2 separate regions of the Homo sapiens genome follow, and region 1 is linked to region 2. A link is an interaction called in ENCODE POLR2A ChIA-PET data of the cell type or tissue named here. Cell type or tissue: A673. All regions are shown on one strand.

Region 1 (5,000 bases), 530 kb after region 2:
ATTTTACTGGATACAGATTTTTAGGTTAATAGGGTTTTTTTTTTTTCCTTACAACACTATAAATATTCCCTCTACTGTTTTCCCTTGAATAATTTCTCAAAGAAGTGTGATGTAATTCTTATCCTTACTCCTTTATAGGAAAGGAATTTATTTCCCTGTGGCTTCTCTCAAGATTTTCTCTTTGTCTTTGATTTTCTGTAGTTTATTGTATGCTTACATGTAGTTTTGTTCTGTTTTTGTTTTTTGCTATTTATCCTACCTGGTATTCTGTGAGCTCCCCAGAACTGTGTTTGGCATCTGTCATCAGTTTTGGAAAATTCTCAGTTCATTATTGTTTCAGATACTTTTTCTGCTCATTTCTGCCTGTCATCATCTTCTGGATTCCCATTATGCATATTTATGCCTTTCTAATTGTCCCACAGTTCTTGGATATTCTGTTCCATCTTGTTCATTCTTTTCTCTCTGAGTTTCAGTTTGGGAAGTTGCTACTGACATTTTTTTTCAAGCTCATTGATTCTTTCCTTTGACTGTATCTAATCGATGAATCCATCAAAGGCATTCTTCACTTTTCTTAGTTTTTTTTGTTTCTAGCATTTCCTTTTGATTCTTTGAGTCTTTATCTCTGCTGAAATTACCCATCTGTTTTAGCATATCATCTACTTTTTCCATTAGAGCCCTTAGCATATTAATCATAGTTGTTTTAAATCAGAGTTGTTAGCTGTGATAATTCTAACATCTCTGCTATTTCTGAGTCTGGGTTTGATGCTTGCTATATCTCTTCAAAGTCTGCTTTTTAATCGTAGTATGCCTTGTAATTTTTTTGTTGAAAACCGGACTTGATGTACTTGTTAAAAGGAACTGAGGAGGCCGGGCATGGTGGCTCACGCCTGTAATCCCAACACTTTGGGAGGCTGAGCGGGGAGGATCGCTTGAGCCCAGGAGTTCAAGACCAGCCTGGGCAACGTAGAGACCCCGTCTCTACTAAAAATAGAAAAACTAACTGGGCATGGTGGCACACGCCCGTAATCCCAGCTACTCAGGAGGCTGAGGCACGAGAATTGCTTGAACCCGGGAGGTGCAGGTTGCAGTGAGCCAAGATCATGCCACAGTACTCCAGCCTGGGCAACAGAGTGAGACTCTGTCTGGGGAAAAAAAGAAAAAAAAACAGGCCAGGCACAGTGGCTCATGCCTGTAATCCCAGCACTTCGGGAGGCCAACGCAGGCTGATCACTTGAGGTCAGGAGTTCGAGACCAGCCTGATCAACATGGCGAAAGCCTGTCTCTACTAAAAATACAAAAGTTAGCTGGGCATGGTGGCAGGCGCCTGTAATCCCAGCTACTTGGGAGGCTGAGGCAGGAGAATCGCTTGAACCCAGGAGGCAGAGGTTGCAGTCAGTAGAGATTGAGCCAGTGCACTCCTGCCTGGGTGACAGAATGAGACTCCATCTCAAAAAAAAAAGAAAAGAAAAGGAAGTAACTGAGGAAAATCAGCCTTTGGTGTGAGTTTTTTAGTTTATCTGGCTAGGCGTTAGGCTCTGTCTGCTGTTTGCTGTAACTATAGGTGTCAGAACTAAAATTTCCTCCTGGGTCTGTTTTTCCTTCCTTGGGTTTCCGTAGAGACTTCTTAAATAAAGTCTGAGATATGCAGGTTTTTCCGTTCTATTCTCTTGTTATTATATAGGAGCCCTATTTATGTGGTGGGAAGGAGGGGAAGTGTCCTAAGTCCTGTGACTAGGTCTCAGTCTTTTTGTGAGCCTGTGCCCCTGGCCTGTGACTTTTACCAGCACTTCTCAGTTTGGGGTTTTTGCCTCCTTAGGTGAAACAGGAAGGGAGAGGGGGCTGGAGTTAGGCCCTTTCTTTCCTGCCTGTGGAAGGCTTAGGGGTGCTTAAGTTGGGTCAACCTTTCCCTTAGGCTGATGAGGATCTTATAAAACCTAATTAAGTTAGGCTCTTGTAAAATAGTTTCCTTTGAGGACAGGCCTTGTTAAGAACAGGAAGCTCTAGACATAGTCCACATGGCTGCTTTCCCCCTCCCCCGCCAGAAGTATGAGAGGATCTTTCTCTGATCTTGACTGTGAGAGTCTGGTAGGGCTCATGGAGGTAAAGTCCACATTGAGTCTCCAGCAGTTCATGAATTGCTGTGTAAATTTTCCTACCCTCGTTTCCACTCCTGGGCTCCTGCTCAGGTAAGCTCCAGTTCACCCTGTTGACATGTCTCCTGTGTCGGGGGCAGTCATTTGCCCTGTAACTTCAGTTCTCTGATGCAGCTAAAAGGGGTTGTTTGCCAGTTCAGTGTTGTTTCTTGTAAGGATGGTAGTGACAACTTCTAAGCTCCTGACATGCCTCACTGAAGAATGAAAGTCCTTTGCCTTCATTTTTTAATGATATTTTTGGTAGATAAAAATAATTCCAGTTGACCAGTTTTTGTGAGTGTGTGTGTGTGTGTGTGTGTGTGTGTGTGTGTGTTTTTCCCAGTACTTTAAAGATGTTACTTCTTTGTCTTTCCGCTTACAGCAGAAGTATCATGTCATTCTTACCTATATTTATCAGTACATAATATGCTTTTTAGCTTAACTGCTTTTAAGACTTTTTAATTTAACACTGGTTTTCTACAACTTGATTATGATGTGTCTTGGTGCAGTCTTCTTCAGGTTTATTTTGTTTGGGTTTTTCTTTTTTTTGAGGCGGAGTCTCGCTCCATTGCCCAGGCTGGAGTACAGTGGCGCAATCTTGGCTCACTGCAAGCTCCGCCTCCAGGGTTCACGCCATTCTCCTGCCTCAGCCTCCCGAGTAGCTGGGACTACAGGCGCCCGCCACCACACTCAGCTAATTTTTTGTATTTTTTAGTAGAGACGGTGTTTCACCGTGTTAGCCAGGATGGTCTTGTTCTCCTGACCTCGTGATCCGCCTGCCTCGGCCTCCCAAAGTGCTGGGATTACAGGCGTGAGCCACCACGCCCGGCCTCTGTTTGGGTTTTATTGACTTTCTTGGATGTGTGAATTGACAGTTTTCATCATATTTGGGAAATTTTGCTTATTTCTTCAAATATTTCTGTCTCCTCTTTGTTTTTCTTCTAGGACTTCCAATTATGTGCACATTAGACAGCTTGATAGTGTCCAATAATTTTTTCTCTCTGCCTTATTTGAGTAGTTTCAATTGCTATGTCTTCAAATTCATGGATCTTTTCTCTTTCAGTGTTTATTTGGTGTTAATCCCATCCAGTGCATCTTTTCATTTCAGGTTTTGTTTTTACTGTCTCTGGAAGTTCCATTTGGATCTTTCTATATCTTCCGTGTTCTCATCATGCTCATGTTTCCCTTTACCTTCTTAAATATATGCCGAACTATTGTCCTTGTCTGCTAGTTCCTTTATCTCTGTCGTTTCTAGGTCAGTTTCTATTGACTGTGTATGGTTATAGGTCATATTTTCCTCTCTTTCTTGCATGTCTGTTATAGCAGTTATCAGTTTATTGCGTCTCAACTCTAAATCCACCCTTCATTGCCACTTGTGATACTGGAACATTTCTCCCTTGCCCCATGCTGGTCTTTGTCAGTGGAAAGCGTTGAGAGGAAAGGGCATTTCTTGGTTCTTTGTGCTTTGCTTACAGCTGTCTGTGACATGAGCTGGTATGTGGGACATATAGGGTGCTCAGGCAGCTTTCAGGCAGGTCCCATAGCACCCCAGCTAGCCGCCTGGCAGCTTTCTGGTGAGTTCAACAGCACCCCCACACCAACCCCCCGGCTTTCCAGCACTCCTCAAGCAGCCTTCCAGCTCACTGTGTTAGCGTCCTCGCACGTGGTTCTTGGCCCTCAGTTCTGTCCTGGGACAGCCCAGTCGACGTCATCATCTAGTGCGTGCTTTTGATCACACCCTCTCCTAGGTCTGAATCCTTCCCTTAGTTACCTCCCTTTACTCTAGGATGTTCTGTGGATTTCTCTTTTGTTCCCTCTTAGTCAACTCCCTGTAAATAGTTAATAATTCTTATGCTAAACTTCCCTTGTTTAAGCTACCATGTGGTTTCTGTCCCCTGGTGGGACCCTGACTGATAGGCCCGGTTATTTTTTAAATTGGATGCTGAATATTGTGAATTTCAAATTGTTGGCCAGGCCCGGTGTGGTGGCTCATGCCTGTAATCCCAGCACTTTGGGAGGCTGAGGCAGGTGGATCATTTGAGCTCAGGAGTTCAAGACCAGCCTGGGCAACATAGTGAGACCCTGTCTCTGCAAAAAATGAAATAAATTATTGGCTGGTGAATTTTGTTGAATTCCTTTGAATAATGTTGGGTTTGGGTCTGGAATGCAGTTAAGTCCCTTGGAAGCAGCGATCCTTTAGAGACTTCTGAACTTTTCAGTGGGTCCAGTGCTGCTTTAGTCTGCAGTTGACTTAGCTCTATTACTAAGGGTGATGGCCTTCTGCGGAGTCTACCCAATACCCCACGAATTAGGAGATCTCTCCACGGTGGCTTGTGGGAACACAAAATATTCCCTGTGTGAACTCTGGGGATTGTTTTGTTTGCTACTTCCTCAGGAGTCTTTCCTGGGCCTTCTCATATAGTTTTTCTCACCCAGGCACAGATCTGTTTTCAGCTAAAGACTCCAGGAGACCCTCTGCAGATCCTGGCTCTGCCTCTGCAGCTGCCTCCTCCCCAGGACTCTGCCCTGCAAATAGCAGCAGCCTTGGCCTCCCTGAGCTCTGAACTCTGTCTTCCCAACTCAGAAAGACTGCAGGTTCCGGCTGAGTTTCCCTGCCTGCGCTGCAGCCTGGAACCCGCCTCCTGGCTGTAATTGGTGCAGTCATAGGATGTGCTCTCTTGTCTCCCTTATCTTGGAATCACTGTCCTGCACTGTTTTCCACCAACTGAAGGCAAAAGTATGTTGTCCAGTTTTCCAGGTGTTCAGGGTTCCCTGTTGCTGCATCCTACATGAGTATATAAACAGAGAACAAACAAAACAGCCTGTCAGGAGTTTGCTGAAGTTTCAGAATAGGTGGTGCTGGGTGAG
Region 2 (5,000 bases):
CTGGGAGGCAGAGGTTGCAGTGAGCCGAGACTGCACTACTGCACTCCAGCCTGGGTGACAGAGTGAGACTCCATTTCAAAATAATAATAATAAGAAGAATAAAATAAAAATAAATAAATGAAAACATGCCCCATCATTAACTTTTTTTTGTTTTGTTCAGCATTCCTGTCCTTCCGGGCACTACTAGATTCTCCAGGCTCATCTCTCACATTTCTTACCAGAGTCCTAGAATTGGCCATTTATCGAAGGAGCCCTGGTTCTCATCCTTAATTGGTTTCTTTAAAAAAAAAAAAAAAGTATAAAGCGTTTACAAAAACAGAATTTTATTTATTTAGAGACGGAGTTTTGCTCTTGTTGCCCAGGCTGGAGTGCAATGGCGTGATCTTGGCTCACTGCAACCTCTGCCTCCCGGATTCAAGCAATTCTCCTGCCTCATCCTCCGGAGTAGCTGGGATTACAGGCATGTGCCACGACGCCTGGCTAATTTTGTATTTTTTTTTTTTAATAGAGATGGGGTTTCTCCACGTTGGTCAGGCTGGTCTCAAACTCCTAAACTTAGATGATCTGCCCGCCTTGGCCTCCCAAAGTGCTGGGATTACAGGCATGAGCCACCGTGCCCGGCCACAAAAACACAATTTTTAAAAGAACGAGATGGAAGCATGGAAGTTCTACATTTTTGACACCCAATAGAGTGAGAAGAATGTGATAGGGATTCGTGGGAAAGAATGGAGAGGCCAGGGGTGGTGGCTCACGCCTGTAACTACAGGCATGCACCTGTAGTTCCAGCTACTGGGGAGGCCAAGGCTCGAGAATCACTTGAAACCAGGAGGCAGAGGTTGCAGTAGGCCAAGCTCGCACCACTGCTCTCCAGCCTGGGCGACAGAGTGAGACTCTGTCTCAAAACAAACAAACAAACAAATACCCATCTCTACTAATACAAAAATTAGCGGGCATGTTGGCATTTGCCTGTAGTCCCAGCTACTGGTGGGCTTAGGCAGAAGGATCACCTGAGCCTGGGAAGTCAAGGCTGCCATGAGCTGTGATCATGCCACTGCACTTCAGCCTGTCTCAAAACAAACAAACAGGCCGGACGTGGTGGCTCACGCTTGTAATCCCAGCATTTTGGGAGGCCAAGGTGGCCAGATCACGAGGTCAGGAGATCGAGACCATCCTGGCCAACATGGTGAAATCACATCTCTTCTAAAAATACAAAAATTATCCGGGTGTGGTGGCGCGTGCCTGCAGTCCCAGCTACTCGAGAGGCTGAGGCAGGAGAATCGCTTGAACCTGGGAGGCGGAGGCTGCAGTGAGCTGAGATTGGGCACTACACTCCAGCCTGGGCGACAGACCAAGACTCTGTCTGGAAAACAAAAGAAAACAAAACAAAAGAAGCACCTGGTGTTGTTGCCTAGGGATGCTCTTCCTGTCCTCCCGGGGTTTGTTCAAGACGGGAATAGGCTGTTTTTCCCAACTGTGAGAGGCAGGCTGCCCAGGCTGAGATTTGTGAGCCAGGTTTAGGCCAGAAGCCTGGGGCTGAGGACACTCCTGCGGGAGCGTGAGGATAGCCTCTCTTCCCGCCCTATTTGCAAGCTCAGATGTCTGTTCATTCACTAGAAAGCCACCAAGGCTCCATGGTAGTAGCTGTTGGGGTGGTTCCTGTTACTGCAAGGCAAGGGTGTCAAGACGTGGGTGGTGAGCAGAAGCCTGGTTAAGGAAATTGTAACAGACTCATACAAGAGAATGCTACCTAGTTTAAAAAAAAAAAAAAAGAGCAAGGCAACGATGCATTTTTTTTCTATTTTTCTCCTTTTCTCTATGTTTTTTATTTTGAACAATCTCTAAGATATATGTCACCCACACAGAGGGGGCAAGACCCAGGTAGACCATATAGTATAGTCCCATTTTTTAAACAAAACCAAACACCCAAAGCAGGGGAGTGTGAGGCCGACCCTCGGCCGGGGAGGCTGGACCCGGGCGCCCGGGCGGGGGTTGGCGCCTCATGGATCGGGATCCTCGCCCGGGAGGGTGGACTCTCCCTTCATTAAGACCCCCAGGTCCCAGGCATGGAGGAGGCCTCGGCGCTTCCCCGTGGAGGCCTTCGACCAGGCAGCCTCAGTTTCCCCACGGGCGAAAGCCGACTCGAGGGTGGGGTGCCCTCGCCCCGCCTGCTCCTCACGGCGATTGCCCCCGCGCCCCGGGCTGGACAGGTGGGGCGCCGCGAAAAGGCCCGGCAAGCCGGAAGTTGCAATGGGGCAGCCGGACGCAAAACGCGGGGACACCGGCCGGGGTCCGCCAAGCTAGGGTGAGCTGCCGATCGGGGACGCGAACGGGAGCGCGCAGGTGAGGGCGGCGGGGCGGGGCTGGGGCGGGGGCGGGGCCACTGAGGCTGCGGCCAATCACCGGCGCCTCCCGTGGGCGGGGCGGGGCCGTTGCTTGGGCGACAGGCTCCAGCGTCTGCGTTCTGTGAACCTAGCCGCTGGGCTGTGCGGACAGGTTCGCGTGGGGCTCCTGGGCCTCCCGCAGCCGCGTAGGTTTCGGGAACCGGGTCGCCTCCCTGCCTCCGGATTCTCACGCGCTGGTGTCCGGTGGCCCTGGGAAATCTTTTCTTTTAACAATGTGTATTCCTTGGGTCCTACCTATCTAACACTTCTGCTGGTTTCTTTTTCTTCTCTTTTAGAGTTCAATATTTGCTCTGCTCTTTTTTGTTGTTTGTTTGTTTGAGACGGAGTCTCACACTGTCGCCCTGGCTGGAGTGCGGTGGCGCGATCTCGGCTCACTGCAACCTCCGCCTCCCGGGTTCAAGCGATTCTCCTGCCTCAGCCTCCCAAGTAGCTAGGATTGCAGGCGCCCGCCAGAACGCCCAGCTAATTTTTGTATTTTTAGTAGAGATGGAGTTTCACTATGTTGGCCAGGCTGGTCTCAAACTCCTGACCTCGTGATCCGCCCGCCGCGGCCTCCCAAAGTGCTGGGATTACAGGTGTGAGCCACCGCGCCGACCTGCTCTGGTCTTTATTATTCTTATTTTTCTTTACCTTGCTCAGTTCCCTTGTTTTCCCCTATCGTCGTCTCCTTCCTTCCTTCCTAAGGCTGGCTACATCTCCCTGTCTCCAACCTGGCTTAGCCACCTTAATTAGCACCAATTATTTTGTTCTTACTTCAGATGGGTCTTTTTTTCCCTAGTTTTTGTTATTCCTTAAGTCTTGACTTAACTGTCAGGTCGATCTCTGAGAGCAGATCATGATTTATTTATTGAAGGAGGAGTCCTCTCCTTACTCAGGGTCAGTGAAGCCGCCAGCTACAGGAGTTGGCATTTATTATTTACCATGCTCGAAGCTCTGCTAAGCGGCTTTGTGCATTATAGTCAATTCTTTCTTTCCTTCCATTTTTTTTTTTTTTTTTTGAGACGGAGTTTAGCTCTTGTTGTTCAGGCTGGAGTGCAATGAATGGCACCATCTCGGCTCACCACAACCTCCGTCTCCTGGGTTCAAGCAATTCTCCTGCCTCAGCCTCCCGAGTAACTGGGATTACAGGCGTGCACCACCATGCCCGGCTAATTTTTGTATTTTTAGTAGAGACGCGGTTTCTCCATTTTGGTCAGGCTGGTCTCAAACTCCTGACCTCAGGTGATCCGCCCGCCTCGGCCTCCCAAAGTGCTGGGATTACAGGCGTGAGCCACTGTGCCTGGCCCCAATTATAGTCAATTCTTTTTTTTTTTTTTTTTTTTTTTGAGATGGAGTTTCACTCTTGTTGCCCAGGCTGGAGTGCAATGGCGTGATCTCGGCTCACCGCAACCTCTGCCTCCCAGGTTCAAGCGATTCTCCTGCCTCAGCCTCCCTAGTAGCTGGGATTACAGGCATGTGCCACCACACCCGGCTAATTTTGTATTTTTAGTAGAGATGGGGTTTCTCCATGTTGGTCAGGCTGGTCTCGAACTCCCTACCTCAGGTGATCCGCCAGCCTTGACCTCCCAAAGTGCTGGGATTACAGGCATGAGCCACCGCGCCCGGCCTATAGTCAGTTACTGAGAGGTAAGTACGTCCCTACACAGATGACCTGTGAGTTGAATGCAGACAGCAGGTGTGTTCTGCTGACTTGTATGGAATTCTTTTTTTTTTTTTTTTTTTTTTTTTGAGGCGGAGTCTGGCTCCGCCCCCCAGGCTGGAGTGCAGTGACGGTATCTCGGCTCACTGCAAGCTCCCCTTCCCGGGTTCACGCCATTCTCCTGCCTCATCCTCCGGAGTAGCTGGGACTACAGGCGCCCGCCACCACGCCCGGCTAATTTTTTTTGTATTTTTAGTAGAGACGGGGTTTCACAGTATTAGCCAGGATGGTCTCTATCTCCTGACCTCGTGATCCGCCCGTCTCCGCCTCCCAAAGTGCTGGGATTACAGGCGTGAGCCACCGCGCCCGGCTGGAATTCTTAAATTTTAAAACTTTGTCATCAATTTAAAAGTCAGGAGGTCACAGAGGAATCGAATTGTTTTTTGGCTTCTCTTCAAGGATTTCTCAAAGGCCTCTGAAGTCCCTTCTCCCTCCCGTCTTACTCCCAAGCCATTGGTCCCGTATGTAAGCTGGTGGCTGGAGGCATTTAAGTTTTTTGTTTTTAAATAGAGTTGGGGGCCGGGCGCAGTGGCTCAAGCCTGTAATCCCAGCACTTTGGGAGGCCGAGGCGGGTGGATCACGAGGTCAAGAGATCGAGACCAGGAGTTTGAGACCAGCCTGGCCAACATAGTGAAACTGCATCTCTACTAAACATACAAAAATTAGCTGGGCGTTGTGGCGGGCGCCTGTAGTCCCAGCTACTCAGGAGGCTGAGCCAGGAGAATGGCGTGAATCCGGGAGGCGGAGCTTGCAGTGAGCTGAGATTGTGCCACTGCACTCCAGCCTGGGCGACAGAGCAAGACTCCGTCTCAAAACAAATAAATAAATAAATAGAGTTGGGGTCTCATTATGTTGCTGAGGCTGGTCTGGAACTCCTGGGCTCAAGCCATCAGCTCACC

Evidence for each region. ChIA-PET counts read pairs that join two places held together with the same protein. Peaks named below come from ENCODE experiments on the same cell type or tissue, not always from the same donor. Only the 100,000 strongest peaks of a DNase experiment are listed, where the experiment ranks them.
Region 1: POLR2A ChIA-PET joins it to region 2 with 6 read pairs; 1 of 35 experiments calls an interaction of 5 or more read pairs at or near these places.

What each region holds. Positions count from the first base shown.
Region 1 is chr16:3,635,675-3,640,674 of GRCh38, forward strand. It overlaps a transcript of DNASE1 not described here. Among named protein-coding and RNA genes, the nearest start is that of DNASE1, 17 kb to the right of the region's middle. RefSeq lists enhancers at 1,936-1,985, 4,878-5,000. In A673, no CTCF peak of the experiment used is centred here; a DNase peak (open chromatin) is centred at 2,027; H3K27ac peaks cover 1,000 bases.
Region 2 is chr16:3,104,304-3,109,303 of GRCh38, forward strand. LOC124903629 (a long non-coding RNA gene) reads left to right here and starts at 2,459. Exons shown (of 2, transcript XR_007064948.1): 1 at 2,459-4,028. RefSeq lists enhancers at 625-1,308, 1,309-1,992 and silencers at 1,685-1,734, 1,935-2,014, 2,085-2,194, 2,295-2,504. In A673, no CTCF peak of the experiment used is centred here; a DNase peak (open chromatin) is centred at 2,338; H3K4me3 peaks cover 933 bases; H3K27ac peaks cover 574 bases.